Linked DNA regions of Mus musculus: region 2 is linked to region 1. Evidence: chromatin loops called from intact Hi-C (ENCODE). Cell type or tissue: left cerebral cortex. All regions are shown on one strand. Each heading gives the region's core, and the rest is flanking DNA. Links, peaks and the distances in the headings are about the cores only.

Region 1 (8,336 bases), core at 141-8,140:
GGACACTGCATGGTGGCTCTCTTCTGCCCCATCACTCCTGGAACTCTATCTGCTGCAGGTATCATGACATTTACTGAAATTCAAGCACCCAAGTGCTGGGCCCCTATGGTGAGTGCCCAGCTTGATAAGTAATGGAGTCTAATTGAAAAAGAGAGAGAGAGAAAAAAAAAAAACCCAGAAATCTTGATGAACTAAATGGAGTTGGGAAAGTGTGATTTGCTTATTGCAGACTGAACTGAAAGCAGTCTTGATTTTCGAAGGAGGCCAGTATGAGTTCCCTCCAACACGTCTGTGCAGAGCTCTGTCATGCAAACTGCCCTCTGAATGGAGCCCTTTGTTGGGGTCCTCCAGCCTCAATGCTGATTTCTCTTTGCTTTTATAACACAAGGAAACCAACCTGGACCGTAGTGTTTTAGTGCTTGCCACTGCTGGTATTTGAGGCTGTGTCATGGGGACTGCCTGAAGTTCTGGGGCTGATCCCACGCCCATCCCAGGATACAGCTGCAGCAAATGCAAGACCGACTGTGAATATCAGCACGTGTTACCATGTGGAATCTTAATTATATATAATTTAGTGCTTTCAGAGCTGACTTTGAAAGCCACTGACATAAAAAAAACTTTTAAGTATTTAACTCAAAAAAAAAAAAAGTTAGATCCAAAGATCATCTCATGCTGTGTAACCACGGCTCTAGAGCTCTTCTAGAATTCCTTAACATTTGAGGATAATGATTTCCATCATATGATGTTGAGAGGGGTTTTTGTGAATCAGGTTTGGTGTGGAGTAGCAAGAACACTAAAAGAAGCAGTGATCAGCTGAGCTGCCCAGAGAGGTGTCGACTGGTTCAGATGCTTGGAAGAGACTTAGAGCTACCTACAAGGCATTTTCTCCACCCTGTCGAGCTACCCGAGGTTGTACAGTGTACTCCAGGCTTCCAGCTTTCATTAGCCATCACCCATGCTGGGGTGGGCATTGGTGAGTGAGGCAGATGTCTTTGAGTCACTTCTGCTCCTATAAGCAATGCTTCCCCCATATTCCTGTAAGCAACCTAATAAATGTGTTGATTCACCAAGTTGGCGGTGTCTGTCTTTTGTTGTCAGTTCTGGAGTGAGGAAATGTTATGCATATCTCCCTAGGAATAGTGTCTCACAACCACCTCCCTTGAGACAGGGTCTCTAATTGGCTGAAGCTCATAAATTAGGCTAGGCTGGCTAGCCTTAGGGATCCCTCTGTGTCTGCCATGCCAGTGCTGAGACTATCGGCATGCACCCTTATGCCTGGTATCTTTACATGGGTTCTGATCTTTACCAACTGAGCCAAGGATTTTCTAAAGTCAGGCATGTTTTATTAGTTAGCAGAGTAAAGTTTTGATGGCACTGGCACATTGCATTCAAGTGGACCACTGACATCAGCTAGTTGTGGGTTAGTTATCTGCAGGGGACTAGAGGTGTTTTGGGTGTAATCATTTCCACTACTGGGGCTCATCCTGGGCATTTCCTGGAGTGTAGCCACACCCACCTAGATGTCCTTGCATCAACCGGAAACTTCAAGAACAGCAGCACCCTTATACTGAGTGGTGTGCTTGGTGGATGGCCCTTGTTCAAAAGGCAGTGAATGGATCCCTATTGTGGAAAATATTATGTGGGGGTTTCTACCCCACTTTAGATGATTTATTTCCCAAATAGAAGATGTGAAACCTTTATATTTATATAATAAGCCTTAAAGCACTAGAGCTGGGCAGATATCAGCCCTCGATGCTATTTTGTCTACTTTCCTGTCGATAACCCCAAGACATTAATTGTCATGTTCTTGGGCTTCTCTTTCTCTAATAGGCCAGCCCTCAAGGCCATGTGCTCACAATCTACCTACCCCATGGCACCTTCTTCCTTCTTTCCCTTAGTGGTATCTCCTCAGACCCAGAGTCCAGGAACTGAAATCCTGCTTACCTTTCATCTGCCCAGGTAGGCTGGTGGCATCTTATTTTAGTTTTAAGTTAAGGAGCAAGGTTTGCACAACAAAAGCTGCATATGTGAGAATTCACTGTCTTGGAGTGACCAGACTTTGGGATATAGAATTTGGTACTGCAATACATAGCAACAGACCAAACCTCAACAGATCCCCCCAACCCATCTGTGCAGCCATCTTTCTGGGTCTTCTCTAGGTGTGGCCGGTCACTCAGACTGGGCTCTGAGGCCATGATAAGGAAGAATTCACACCTCTCTTAAAACAGATGTCTTTACCAAACTGTTATTTTTGTGAAATAGCCTCACCCCAGCCATTCCCTCCTCTGTGTCATTGGTCCTTCAGCAGGGACACAGACCTCTTTGTCTCATTCTCCACCACATGATTACCCATCAGCATTTGAAGTTAGCCATTGTGTGCTAGCATCCCACGACAGCCTCCCACTCATTTTGGAGGCTCCCTGTGATGCTGAGGTCTGCAGTGACTGTAAAGGATTTGCCACACCAGGGCTTTAATTTCACCAAAGTCAGGGTAAGTTCCAACTTAGACAAGGAGATGGAGCCTCAGAATAACTGGTTTAATCATTGTTTGATAATAATTGACAGGATAACACCTAAACCTACTGCTCTAAATTCCTGATCTTCCCGGAAGTCATGACTTTTGTCCAACCTCTCTCTGGTGTCACCTTTCTTCTCATGTAGAACTGTTTCCTATGTGAGAAACATTGATGGCCCCAAATTTTAGCTTTCCTGTTTTCACACTTGCTTTAGTCACTGTTACATTACTGTGAAGAGACACCATTACCAGGGCAGCTCTTATAAAGGAAAACACTTCGTTGGGGCTGGCTTACAGTTTCAGATGGCAACAGGCCATGGTGCTAGAGAAGTAGCCGATAGTTACATCCGGATCCACAGGCAGAGAGAGAGAGAGAGGAGAGAGAGAGAGAGAGAGAGAGAGAGAGAGAGAGAGAGAGAGAGAGAGAGAGAGAGAGAGAGGAGACAGACAAAGAGACAAAGGCATAGAGACAGAGACAGAGGCAGGACCTAACATGGACTTTTGAAACCTCAAAGCAGACCTCCAGTTTCTCCAACAAGGGCACACCTCCTAGCCCTTCTCAGATAGGGCCACTCCCTGATGACCAAGCATTCAAATATATGCATTTCACCTACTGGCCTAGAAAGTTGTCCTGGGTATGAAGTTGCTGTGCTTTGGGGAACTTGTTTTGTGACACTTCCTCAACTTTCAACAAAGTGAAGGTCACCGTATCGCAATCCTTTCCTTCCTTGGACACATGGGCTGGCTTCCTCAGCACCTGCACCTTCACTCACAAAGCAATAGCTTGGGAAACGTTTCCTACTCCTAATGGCCAAGCCCTCCTGGGTCTCCACAGCCTTTACCCCTGGACATCTAATCCTCTCACTCACGTCTGGAGACTGCTGCCGCCAAGTTCTTGTTCCCACAGCTGTGGTCCAGTGCTGACTCTACCCCACCCCCACTCCCCAGCTCCCTCTCACACCCACTCAGTCTCTTGCTTTATGTCTCTCTTGGGAGCCCAAGTCTTCTCTGACACCCAGAGGGCCAGTTCCCAGCTCCCACAGAGTAAATGGCCACTGGGCAGTTCCTTCAGAAGGGTCTGGCCACTGGCTAGAAAGAGACAGTGTACGGGAGTGACCCCGGTCTAGATGCGAAGATACCTGCAAGAGTCCAAGTGTAAGGTGACGTCGCCTGACAAGCATCAGGCCACCCAGAAGCCCTTGTTAGAGTAGCCCCAAAGAATTAGAAACTTGCAAGTTTAGGGTTTTCAACTCTATTTCTATCTTTAGTTTTTATAGTGCTGTGGAGGAACTCAGGGCCTCTGGCAGGCCAGCAAGTACTAAGCTACAACCCCTGCTTAGGAATTTTGTTTGAGGACTTAAAATGGGACTGTGGTTCTGACCCGTGGATATATTTAACCCAATCTTGCAGCGTGATAAGCACCTTGTCAATTTTGCTCCTAATGAGTAGGCCCGGTAGACTCCTGACAGGCAGTCACTTGATCAGTGATTTAGTTTCAGCCTAGCCACACAGATCTGTTAACTAAGAGTCCCCCAGTACTCCAATAAAGATAGCATTGTTTATTTCAGCCAGCAGGGGGCAGCATGTCCCAGAAGTTGAAGGAGGGGCCTTTTGGAAGAGAAACTGATTTGTGCAGGGTTACACCAGGATTCTGAATTGAGGAAAAGAAAGGCAAGGCACAGTTCTGTCCAAACCCCAGACCCGTGAGAGCCTGTAACCCACTGACAGGCAGCTGCATCGTGAGCTCCGAGGTCTCGAGTCCTCAGGAGCCGTGGGGATGAAGTCACCAGGATCGACCGATTCTAAAGTCAGCCGATCAAGACACGTGAGGGTGGAGCATGAGGTGTGCTGTTACTGAGATGTAGGATGGAGGAAGGTGAGGCCTGTAGGAGGTAAAAGAAGACAGCGCTGTGACAGGAGGCTGCCTCTGGGTTGGGATGTGGCTCAGTTAATAAGAGTACTTCCCTAACATGCATGAGGCTTTAGGTTCAATCCTCAGCACTGCCGACAGGTGTCAAGAAGCGAGGGTCAGAAGTTTATAGTTGCATTAAGCTACACAGAGCATCTGAGACCAGCTTGGGATACATAAGACTGTCAAAAAAGAAAGGCTGTAGCTGGGTAGATTTGTGTGTGTCTGATGCACATAGGACCCGAACCACTGCAGAAGGTGACCTGCTGCATCTGGCAATCTCAGAGCCCCGAAGGCCTGGAAAGAGGACCTCAGGAGGTGGGAGGGCAGCAAGGGTGAGCTGTGGGGCTCCTCCAGCCGAAAAGAGAGAACACTCCATGCTGACTCACTTAAACAAGTGTCCAGGGACAGAAGCAGGGCTTGGGCTGGGCGAGGTGCAGAAGGGAAGGGTTTTAACTTGGGCTGCACTGAACGAATTAAAACGCGAATGAGACACTGATGCCTAATGCAACCAAGGCAAACAGGGCTTTGAAACAGGACATCTGTCTGTGTGTCCTGGGGCCAGAGTGGCAGTGTGGGTATCAGAAGTCGGGAGGTTCTGAGGTTTGGACAGGAAGTGTCTCTTAAAAACTCAGGTGGCAGGCTTGCAGTGGCAGGTAGGACTTTCTCCTGGAAATGACTGGATCATGGGGTGCTGATATCTCATCAATGGGTTCATCCATGGATGGGGTCATGACAGGCTGGTGCAAACTGTAGGAGGAAGTGCCTGTGGAAGGAAGTAGGTCACTGAGGGAGGCGCGCCCGGGAAAGATTTATTGTGCGTCTTTACCCTACCCCGACCCCACACAATCTCTCTCTGCTTCCTGGTGACTGTGAGGGAAGCCATTTCCTTTCATCACATTTCTGCCTCACTGTGACATACCTAAACGCACAGGGCCAGACAGAGCAGGCCACAGTAACCGTTTCCTCCTTCCTGTTGTTTTCCTCAGTCATTTAGTGACAGCGAGGGAAAGTTACTAACACAGTCTGTCACCTGGAGGCATGGCCCATTGGTTTAAAATCAAGAGTTTGGGATTATGGTCAAGGATTAAAATGTGCCTGTTGCCCGAGAGTCAGGAGGAGAGACCTCTAAAACATGATGTGTCTAGAATGTGTCTCGCCCAGGAAGGCCTTCTAAAGAGGAGCCAAGAAGAGAATCAGACTCACTTAGAGGGTGGAGAAGCAAGGAAACAATGCAGGAACAGAGAACTTTCCCTAGTGCTGCTGGGACGGCATCAGAGAATAGCAAACCTCAGAAAGATGAGCAACCATTCACATTCCAGGTGTGCTCACAAGGAGAGGATCATGGGTGGGCACCAACACTTCTGTATACTCTGTTGACTTAGAGGTACACCAGACTCTGCTGGGGTTGTCTGGTACAGTGCATGGAATAATATGTAGCATGAAGATTCACGACGAATAGCATCAGATAACACAGAAAGCACCCAAGAGATAACAGGGGTCACAAGGCAGCGATGCAGCTCAGTGGTAGAGCTTGTGTAGTCTGTGCAACCCCGGTGTCAGTCCCTCTGCAGACAAAGCACAGTGAGTCTGTGGCAACAATTTGAACAGTTTTATTACGATTTCACACACTAGCTGGTTTGCCCATTTAAATGAATACTTCAACAATTTTAGTGTGTTAATTTGCGGATATGTGCAAGCACTGCCATAATTAGTTCAAAAATTCCCGTCACCTCAATGAGAACTCTCCGCCTTTAGCTGTCTCTCCACATAGCCGTCTCACATTCCTCCCTCAAGCCTGGAGCTTTCTGTCTCTAGACTTCTCTGTGTTGGACTTTGTATGTGAACAGCACCATCTAGTGTGTAGCCATGATGTGAATGGTTCTTCCAACTAGTTGAGATTCAACTACAGAAGGAGTGCATTGTTTGTTTTGTCCTAGTCAGGTTGGTTTTTATTTTATCTTATTTTCTTTCTTTGTTCCTTTTTTTTTCTTAGATAGCTGTTTGTTTTCGAATGGGGGGGGGGAAGATGTGGATTTTGGAGTATGGGAAGGTGGGGAGGAGCTGGGAGGAGCTAGAGAATGAAATCATAATTATAATATATGATAAAAATCTATTTCCAATTTAAAAAAAAAAGTCGAAAGCTTAGGTCATGGGCTCTGCCTTTGTGCGTGGCCGTGATGCTGTTGTTTGGCCTCTGTTACCCTGTGTTGGTGCAGTGAGGTCCGTATCAGATGCTGCTGGCTCAGTGATGGACACCCCAGCCTCTAGAACCAGGAGCTGATGCTTTTCTGCTCCTCTTGCATGGCTGGAGCTCATCTGTTCTGTTTCAGCAGCAGCAGATGGGCGAACAGTGGCCTTTTGTGCCTGGCTTCTTTCACTTAGCGCAGACTCACACCGTGTGGAATGGGTCGGTGCATCATTTATGTCTGCAGCTGGAAAGTTTGTGTGGCTACAGTAAATTTTGTCCACTTACCAATAGATTGCCCTCTTTGGAGACTTCATCAGGATGCCTCGATAAACATTTCCTCGTGTGAGTTCCTGTGTGGGATGTCTTCATTTCTCTCAAGTGTACATCTGGGAGTGAAAGTGCTGAGCCATGTGACCAGTGTGCTGGTTACTGTGGCTTCACACCCTCACCCACAGCCTGGGCTCCAACTTCTCTGCATCTTCACTAATGCTTGTTACCTAACCGTTTGGTTCTAGCCATTCTAGTTAGTATCAAGTAGTGTCTTCAGTATCTTTTCTCTCTCTCTCTCTCTCTCTCTCTCTCTCTCTCTCTCTCTCTCTCTCTCTCTGTGTGTGTGTGTGTGGGGGGGGGGGTTTGAGGTTACCCTGGGATTCACTATGTAGTCAATGCTGGCCTCAGACACAAATCATACATTTTACCCTCTTGTTTATTTGCCTATTGATCAATCAATTGCCCTTTGATGGGTTTGATTTGCATTCAGCTACCTGGGCTGTGGATCCTGGCGGAAGTAAGTTGAGTGGCAGTTGTGCTATCTCAAGGCTTCCTGCCTCTGGATACCATGTGTCTTCTCCACCATGACCATTGCACCCTTTAACTGTGACTTCTCCCTTTACTGGCAAAATCAACCCTCCCACCCCCACCACACACACACCAAAACCAAAAAACCAAACCAAACCAAACCAAACCAAAAAAATACCAACCCTTTTCTCTTTAAGTTGCTGGGACCATTACATCCCATCATTTGGAAAAGACAGGAGCCAGCTTGCCTCAACTCCACAGCACCCCTTGCTCCCTGCCCCAACATTCTTTCTGTATGTGACCATGTTTTCAGGGGTAAGCATGATCATAGGCGAGGCTGTCAGAGCGTCAGCAGGGGAGGAAGGAACTAGTCACTGGGAGGAGTTTTGTCCACTTCTTTTCAATCACGTGCCATCATGTAATGGTTATGGGAGGTCAATAACACACTTCTTACCATATGACGCATCTTGCCTAGGAGTGTAATCATATATTTAGGGATGTGGAAAGAGCCATTATGGGAGGCTTGAGTATCTGGAGTCAGCCGGAGTGGGAAACTGGATCTGAAGAGTTCCCAGGTATGTATATGTGTATGTGCACATCTGTATATGTATGTACACATGCGTGTCTTTATAAATTGTTTTCTTGTATTTTCATCCCTTGCAACTTGAAAGGGTCCTGTCCTACTCAGTTCCGCTTGATCACTATTGATTCGGTGCTCCTGAGCTGGCTGCAAACATTGCTTTAAGATGAGTCAGAGTTTAATCCTTCATAGGTTGGGGGCAGGCAACCTGTGTTTGGCCAAAGTAAACAGCGAAGTCATGAATGTTTAGGGGGTGAGCCTGCGGGATAGCGGAGCAGGAGACGTGCATGCTACTAAACTCAATAACTGGCAGGAAGAGGCTGAAGGGAGAGCCTGCAGTCCA
Region 2 (8,336 bases), core at 293-8,292, 230 kb after region 1:
CTGCCTGGTTCCTGCTAGGCCTTTATGTATGTACTTCTCTGTTTTGTGTCATTATAGATTGTATAACCTCCATGTACCTTGGCTGATGTGTCACCTAACTTCCTTGTTTTCTTCTGTAACATAAGTCTGATGCTGGCTTTGAGAAATTACATTCAGATTCAATACTCCCTTGTGTTTGTGTCTGTTTGTCACTTGCTGATGCCTTGCCCACCTGAGTACCAGGACCCTGATTTCTCCCCTGGTTTGAGAGTCCAACTGAATCCAGCCCATAGCAGGTTGTGTCACTTAGGATATCCTCCAGATTCATCCATTTTTCTAAGAATTTCATGAATTCATTGTTTTTAATAGCTGAGTAGTATTCCATTGTGTAAATGCTCCACATTTTCTGTACCTATAAATCTGTTGAGGAACATCTGGCTTCCTTCCAGCTTCTGGCTGGAAATAAATAAGCTGCTATGAACATAGTGGCACATGTGTTCTTATGACATGTTCGAACATCTTCTGGGTATATGCCCTGGAGTGATATTGCTGGATCATCTGGTAGTCCTATGTTCAATTTTCTGAGGAACCACCAAAGTGATTTCCAGAGTGGTTGTACCTGCTTGCAATCCCACCAGCAATGGAGAAGTATTCCTCTTTCTCCACATACTCACCAGAATCTGCTGTCACCTGAGTTTTTGATCTTAGCCATTCTGACTGGTATGAGGTGGAATCTCAAGGTTGTTTTGATTTGAATTGCCCTGATGATTAAGGATGTTGAACATTTTCTTTTTTTTAGGTGCTTCTCAGCTATTTGGTATTCCTCAGTTGAGAATTCTTTGTGGATCAAGGAACTCCACATAAAACCAGAGATACTGAAAATTATAGAGGAGAAAGTGGGGGAAGAGCCTCAAAGATATGGGCTCAGGCTTGTGCTATAAGACCTAGAGTGGACAAACGGTCATCTCCCTCCTTGTTACTGGGTTGTTTAACTCTTGCTATTGACACAGTCTTCTGAATGATGGTCTCCTCTGCCTCTGTAGAACCCCTGGATTGCAGATGTGTGGTTTGAGCCATAGCCTCTGCCCTTTTATAGGGGTTCCTGGAACTGAACTCAGTTTGTCAGACTTGCTCAGCCAAGGCTTTTACTCAGTGAGAGTCTTCTTCCCCCCTCCCCCACTTGTCCATTTTAAACTGAATTGTCTTATTGAGTTGTAAGGATTTCCTGTATTCTACACACAAGCTTCTGATCCGATGTATATAGTATGGTTTTTCCTGTTCCCTGGCTGGCCTTTTAAAAATCGATATCTACTTTTTTCTTTCTGCATGTGCCACAGGATGCAGTTAGAGTTCAGAGGACACTTTGCAGGATTCACCTCTCTCCTCCATGACGTGAATGTCAGTTTGTCAGGTTTGGCAGCAAGTGATTTTTCTTGAGTGCCACCTTATTCACCCACATTTTTCTCTTAGCATCTTTCAGACAGCAAAATTTTCACAAAGTACAACATATCTATTTGCTAAGCTTGCAACTGAATAAGGCCAGCAGAAACACAGCGAGACCCTAACACCAAACCACGGGGAAAGATAGAACTATTTCACAGGGTCATTGTCTGACTTCCACATGCAAGGATTCACGTCTGCATTATGATTTCTAATTTTCTCTCTCTCTTTTTTTAAAGATTTATTAACTTTCTTAAAAATATTTTTTATTATTATGTATTTTCCTCAATTACATTTAGAATGCTATCCCAAAAGTCCCCATACCCTCACACCCCCCCACCCACTTATCTCTACCCACCCATTCCCATTTTGTGGCCCTGGCATTCCCCTGTACTGGGGCATATAAAGTTTGCGTGTCCATTGGGCCTCTCTTTCTAGTGATGATTTACTTTTAATTTACTTGAGTACACAGTTGCTGTCTTCAGACACACCAGAAGAGGGCATCAGATCTCATTATAGATGGTTGTGAGCCACCAAGTGGTTGCTGGGATTTGAACTCAGGACCTATGGAAGAGCAGTTAGTGCTCTTAACCTCTGAGCCATCTCTCTAGCCCCATGATTTCTAATTCTTATATAAAAAATCTTTGCCTGTGAAAGTGTCACAACTTTTTCTCATGTTCCTCATGCTCTTCGATTTTTGAGTTTCCTGTGACATGAACAGGTGGATCGGTGAGGATTAAGTGACTCCAGAAATTTATCTGGAGCTAGACAGCTGGTGGCTCATTTAGTGAAGTGCTGGGGACATGAGCTTGAAGTCCTGACTTCCATCCCCAGGACACAGGTGAACTTACTGCCTGCAGTCCCATGCATCCAGGCCCTGGCTGGAGTGCAGCCAGGAGGATTCTAGAAGCCTGCTGGCCAACTAGGTGAGCTGAAATTGTGAGCTCTCCAAGTTAGGGAGCAACTCTCTCAAAATGTAAAGTAGAGAGCAGCTGGAGAGATGGCTTTGTGGTGAGGCTGCTGCTGCAGAGAAGACCCAAACTCAGTTCCCAGGAAACAGGGTTCGTTCACCAGCATTTGTAACTCCACTTCCAGGAAATCAATACCTTCTTCTAACCTGTGCGGAAACCTACACACAATTGATACACATACATACATGCAGACAAAACACTCATTTCCATAAAAAAAGAAGTCTTAGAAAAAAGTCAAAGAGCTGTAGAAAATGACAGCCAAATTAAACCTCTGTCCACTACATGCAGACACAGAACACACACATAGATACATACACTCATGAATACACCAGGATACACACACATCACAGAGAGTACACACACAGGCACACACATGCATATTTAGTAAAATTTTAGAAAGATTTCAATGTGTGTGTACACATGTGTGTAACCCTCTGGAGCTGGAGTTAAGACAGCTGAGAGGTGGTAGCCTAGAGCTAGGAGCAGAACGTAGATCTTGTAGGAAACTGGAGGGACAGTCCACATGCTGAACCAAAGAGCTATCCCAATATCAACCAAAATGCTGAGGAGGAAAGAGATTTGTGGCTGCTAAAACATACAGTGGTGTTCTCGGCTAGCTTGGTCACTCATAACTGCAATTCCACTGCTTAGAAGCTAAGGAAGAAGCTAAGGACCAGGTAACATGGGATGTATAGCTTGATCCTATCTATAAAAAAAATCATAAAGCCAGATGCATTAGTGTATGACTTTAGTCCTAGCACTCAGGGGCAGAGACAGGTGGACTCTGTGAGTTCCAGCCCAGCTAGGCTACAGTGAGACCCTATCTCAACAAGTCAAGAGTGAAGGTCTGCCATATAGTTGTAGAGGTAGGCACAGTCCTTGAAGTCTAAGAAGGAGACCTGGAAAGCCATCAGGAATGGCCTCTGTCCCTTGCTTTGGCTTCTCTGACCTCATGGCTTCAGCCATTGCCAGAGCCTGCTCTGCATTCCTAGGCAGAGAACAATGCTGCACGAGCCACTGTCTGCCTGGGTCCAGAGTCAATAGAGATCAGTTACCCAGTACAACTGTGTCTGCAGACCGAGGTTTCTCACAGGAGCCCAAGACTCGTGTCTGTTCATCTCCTGCACAGTGGCCAGTGCTCTGAGCCATTGTCCACTCTGCACTCCTCTGCAGCCCTTTTCGGAAGCATCTCTGACTTGTGTCGGTCAGGGCTACTTCACACTGACTCTGCGATTTTTCCATCCTGCAGCTGTATTCATCAGGACTGGTGGAGAGTGAGGCTCCTGATCTACCTAATACAATTAGAAACTTTGATGTCAAATCTGTAAAGAAAGAGATCGGGAGAGGAAGAAGATTGGTAAGTTGACATGTTTTATTGCTCATATATTATGAGTCTTGGGGGCTACAGTCAAAGGATAGTCTCTCGTGGGCCTGGAGAGAGGATTCAGAAGTGAAGATTGCTCACTGTCCCTCTAGAAGACTTGAGTTTGGTCCCTAGTCACCAAATGGCAACTCACAACTCCCTGTTAACTTTAGCTCCAGGGCATCTGACACCCTGCTGGCTTTCACAGACACATGCACTAACATGCTTGGTCTGTCAGACACACATACACAGAAATAAAAATAAAAACCTGAATCTTTCATCTCAAAATAGAGTCTATGGTGTGGCAGGGTTTGAGAAACATGTGGAGAGCTGGAAGGTGGACTGTGAGACGCTCCCTCAGCTGACGCTGCCTGCTTACAGCCAATTGTCACACACAGCAGCAGAGCAAGCTTGAGATGCTTCTGTCTGGGTGAAAACTCTGGTCAGACAGGGTGGACAAGTCCTTACTGTCATTGCAGCAGAGCAAACACCCATTTCCGCAGCTCAACAGCACCATCTAGGCTTTGCTTCTGCTCTCCTGCCTCAGAGCAGCTAGCTGGTCCTCTTGGTGCCTCAAAGCTGCAGGCCACAGTCAGAGCAAAAGGCTTTATCCTTCATCTGCAGTAAGATGCCTTCTGAATGCCAAGGGTGGCTGCATGTCTTTCTGCACCAGTTCTGGGTGATTATCACTGTTAGCATCTGCCTTGGGGCTGAGGGCATAAGGGGACTCTGCAGGAAAGAAGGACGGGTAAGGCTGTATCTCTGAGGTTGACTGTGTCTCCTGGCTACATTTATAAACGGCCATTTGCAGATGAGTAATGGGATGGCAAGTCTGAGTGTATCAGGTCTGACCAGAACCACAAAAGGTATCAATGACTGGTGGCACTCTGCTATGTTAGGTTGCAAAATATCAGTATGTGTTCCAGCAGGCTTACGTCTTTCTAATTAGAAAGCAGCAGGTCATCAACTGAAACATAATTTTTATTACTCTGTGCTAATTGGTTTTAAGGCAGTTCAAGAACAGAGTTAAGGAAAGCTACCCTTGGATTTTAGAGTGGTGGTTCTCTCTCCACCTGTGGGAACTTTTCAACAGAAAATACATATTTCAAGTGGTCTTAGGAACCACCAACCATAAATTTCTTATCTTTGGACCTGTATAACTGTAATTGAGAATCTGAGCTGATTCCTAGTTCCTAAGCTGTACCTCTGAGGATGGCTGTGTCTCCTGGCTCCATTTATAAAAAGGCCATTTGCAGATGAGTAAACAGGATGACAAGTCTGAGGTCCCGTGACTGGCCACACTCACAGTAAGGTGTCAATCACTGGAGACACACTGGTATGTTCTTTTTTCAAAGTACTTGTACCAGCATGCTGCATGTAAATTCTCCTAATTAGAAAGTAGCTAGACAATGTCAACTCAAACCTTTCTATCGTTCTGTGACAATTTTATTTGAGGCTGTTCACAGATAGTTAAGGAAGGGCACCATTGGACTCTAGAATAGTGGTTCTCATAGTGTGGAGCATGATGAAAAGAAAACACACATTTCAGATTGTGTTAAGAACCACCATCCTTATATTTATTTTCTTTGGTCATTTATAACTGTAATTTTGCCCCTGAGCTGATCCTAAGCTTTTAAGTCCATCAGAAATACATATTCCAATGGTTGTGACCCACAACTGAAGAGACACTGTTACAGAGTTTGCCTATGTGGAAACAGCCTGGTCCAGAATGAGGACAGTTGAATACATAGAATATTGAGAAAGCAGCTATTATCCTTAAGAGTTTCCATAGACTTTCCTATTGGGAAACAGATGCATTGGAAGTGTGGGGTAACAGAAAGGGATGCAAAAGGCACATGAGGTGAGAGCTACTCACTCAGTTTTCTTATAGATCCCAGGGCCACCAGTCCAGGGATGGCTCCACTCTCAAGAGGCTGGGCCCTCCCATATTCTTAAGTAATTTTGTAAATGCCCAACAGGGATGTCTATAGCCTGATCTTCTAGCATAATTTTCTGCTTTGAAGATCTCTCCTCTTGGATGAGTAAACCTCATTGCAGAGCTGTCAGCAACTGTAGCATGAGGGTTCAGCCCATCGTTTTCACTGTTCATGCTGCTACATTGCTCTTCTACAATTAAATAACTGCTCATGTATGTGCTGTAGAACGCTATCTATATCTTAATCTTGGTTTTTAGCTCCTTTTGACTTTTCCTTATGTTTCCTTATGTATTATCATGGGATCCCAGGAGCGCTGTCTCTTGCTCTATAGAGTGGCCTCATTGTACTTGGACCTCATTTAGCCAAAGGATGGGGTCAATCAGACTTGGGCATGGCTGGTTTGCCCCTCATTATAGCAAAAGACTCTAGTACTTCTTGATGGGCTTCCTGTAGCCACACAATGCCTAACCAGCTCTGTACCACCTTCAGATAGAACTCGATAGAGACATAAAACCAAGGGAGTAAGAAAAATATTGTATTCAGTTATAGTTTTATTGTTTAGTGTCTACAAATCTGAAACTGGTGCACTTTATTGTACAGAATCCTCAACTGCTACGCTGTGGCACAAGCACCACCATTCAAGGGAGGAACGTATAGGAGGACGTCATAGCAAGTGCCAGCTGAGGTCACACACCCCTTAGTGGCACAAAAAGGAGCTGCTCTGGCCTGAGGTTCAAGGACCCCCAAATCCAGTGTGTGTCTAGTGATAAAGAAGCCTGACAGCTATGCTATTTAAAAACAAAAGTCTCTATTAAAAGGGGAAGACTAGTTTTTGAAATCCTCTAATGTTTTTGCATATATGTAGATCATAACACATATGTCTATGCCAGGCCTTTGATTCTAATTGTCATCAGTTTTGCTGAAACTTCCTCATGGGTTACCAAATCTAACGCTTATTTAGTGTGGGTATGGAGGATATGCCAGAGACAGCCAGGACAAAAACACATGGCTGCTGGCTTAAACCATATTTAATGGCATCCTTACTTTTCAGCAAAGAAACAGTACTAACTCACTGTGAACTATTCTTCTCTAGAAATGCTCATTTTGTAAAAACAAAGGAGCCACCATGGGATGTGATTTACAGTCCTGCACCAAGAATTACCACTTATCCTGTGCCATGGAAGACCACGCAATTCTACAAGTTGATGAAGATCATGGCACTTACAAGTAATCAAATAGCTTTAAAACTCCATGGTGGAGCGTTGGGGGTGCTTAGGGGGTGGCTAGCCTGTGACATACTTCTCAATTCATGCAAATGAGTTTCATGTGAGAAAGGGTTATGGGATACGAGCAGGAACTTCTCGGCTTCACACTTCTCCACATGACAGGAAAAGAACTACTCAAGGGTTTGACTTTCTAAATCTTCTCTGTCCTCTCTTGTTCCTGGGAGAGCCCCATTCCTAATGGAAGCTTGCATGTCCTACAAGAGACAGGGGCCAATCCAGTTCTGTTCTTGTCTGCATTGGGAAGACACCTTCCTTCAATCGCACATCCATAGGTCATTGTTCTGAGCTCTCTGCTTCCAGTTTTGGACCTCGACATCGAACTAAGGTTGTTGGTGTTGACAGCAAGCACCTCAACCTGCAGAGTCATCTTGCTGGCCCCCAGCTTGTCGCTGTTAGTAAAAATTCATTCAGTTTTGAACGGTGATTTTTATATTTGAATTAATGAAAAATCAACAGTGGCTTGTATTCTCAGAGTTTCACTTTTATTGTTTATGCTCACAAAGAGCTCAATTTATTATATCAGTCATTTTTAAACACATGAAATCTCTGCTGTAACAAGTTTTTATTCTTTGAGACAGTATCTCACCAAGTAAACCAGGCTGGCCTTGAAATTATAGAGATAGGTTTTAAGATTATGCTCATTAACCATAATGAAAATACTTAATCTATTTAAAAAAATTGTTTCAACAAGGAACAAGTAGGCTTCTCTGCTGGTACAAGTTTAATGTAAACACTGAGGTTCATAGAATAACTGAGATACATCACAAGGTGCTAAGGGATACTCAGAGAGAGTGAAGCCGACAAGGTAATCAGGTTGGGGGAAGGACGGGGGCAGAGAGGCCACAAGGAACACTGGCTCATGGGAGGGACTGAAGCAGGAAGGGTCTTCATCCTGATTTGATTTTCTTGTTTTGTTTTGTTTTTTTGAGACAGGGTTTTTCTGTATAGCACTGGCTGTCCTGGAACTCACTCTGTAGACCAGGCTGGCCTTGAACTCAGAAATCTGCCTGCCTTTGCCTCCCAAGTGCTGGGATTAAAGGCCTGTGCCACCACGCCCGGCTTCATCCTGATTTGAAAATTACTGACACTGGGCATGGGGAGGACACGGGTGAGGGAGTCTATCCTAATAGTCTCTCTACTTCTTTATGCATTACAAAAACTCATAGGCAAGCATGGTAGTATAAGTATAAAATCAATGTACAGGAGAGGTGAAGGCACAAATCCAAGTCCCTCTGGGAATGCAATTTGAGACTGAATGTAAGGTGGGCAGAGGTCCCAGGTCCAGAGGACATGACTGAGCTGGGTGCTGCTGGGAAGAGCGCTGGGTAACTGGAGGACCCTAGGTCTCATAAGAGCTAAG

Evidence for each region. Peaks named below come from ENCODE experiments on the same cell type or tissue, not always from the same donor. Only the 100,000 strongest peaks of a DNase experiment are listed, where the experiment ranks them.
Region 2: it touches region 1 in a loop (2.6-fold over the local background); 22 of 42 quality-filtered maps call a loop at or near these places.

What each region holds. Positions count from the first base shown.
Region 1 is chr14:59,552,120-59,560,455 of GRCm38, reverse strand. It overlaps a transcript of Cdadc1 not described here. Among named protein-coding and RNA genes, the nearest start is that of Cdadc1, 42 kb to the left of the region's middle. In left cerebral cortex, for the core only: CTCF peaks have their summits at 4,090 (motif pointing right) and 6,301; DNase peaks (open chromatin) are centred at 2,743, 3,277, 4,097, 6,263 and 1 more place; H3K4me3 peaks cover 286 bases.
Region 2 is chr14:59,326,601-59,334,936 of GRCm38, reverse strand. It overlaps Phf11b (PHD finger protein 11B), which reads left to right. Exons shown (of 9, transcript NM_001164327.1): 3 at 3,640-3,747; 4 at 6,784-6,917. Among named protein-coding and RNA genes, the nearest start is that of Phf11b, 11 kb to the left of the region's middle. In left cerebral cortex, for the core only: a CTCF peak has its summit at 4,268; a DNase peak (open chromatin) is centred at 4,254.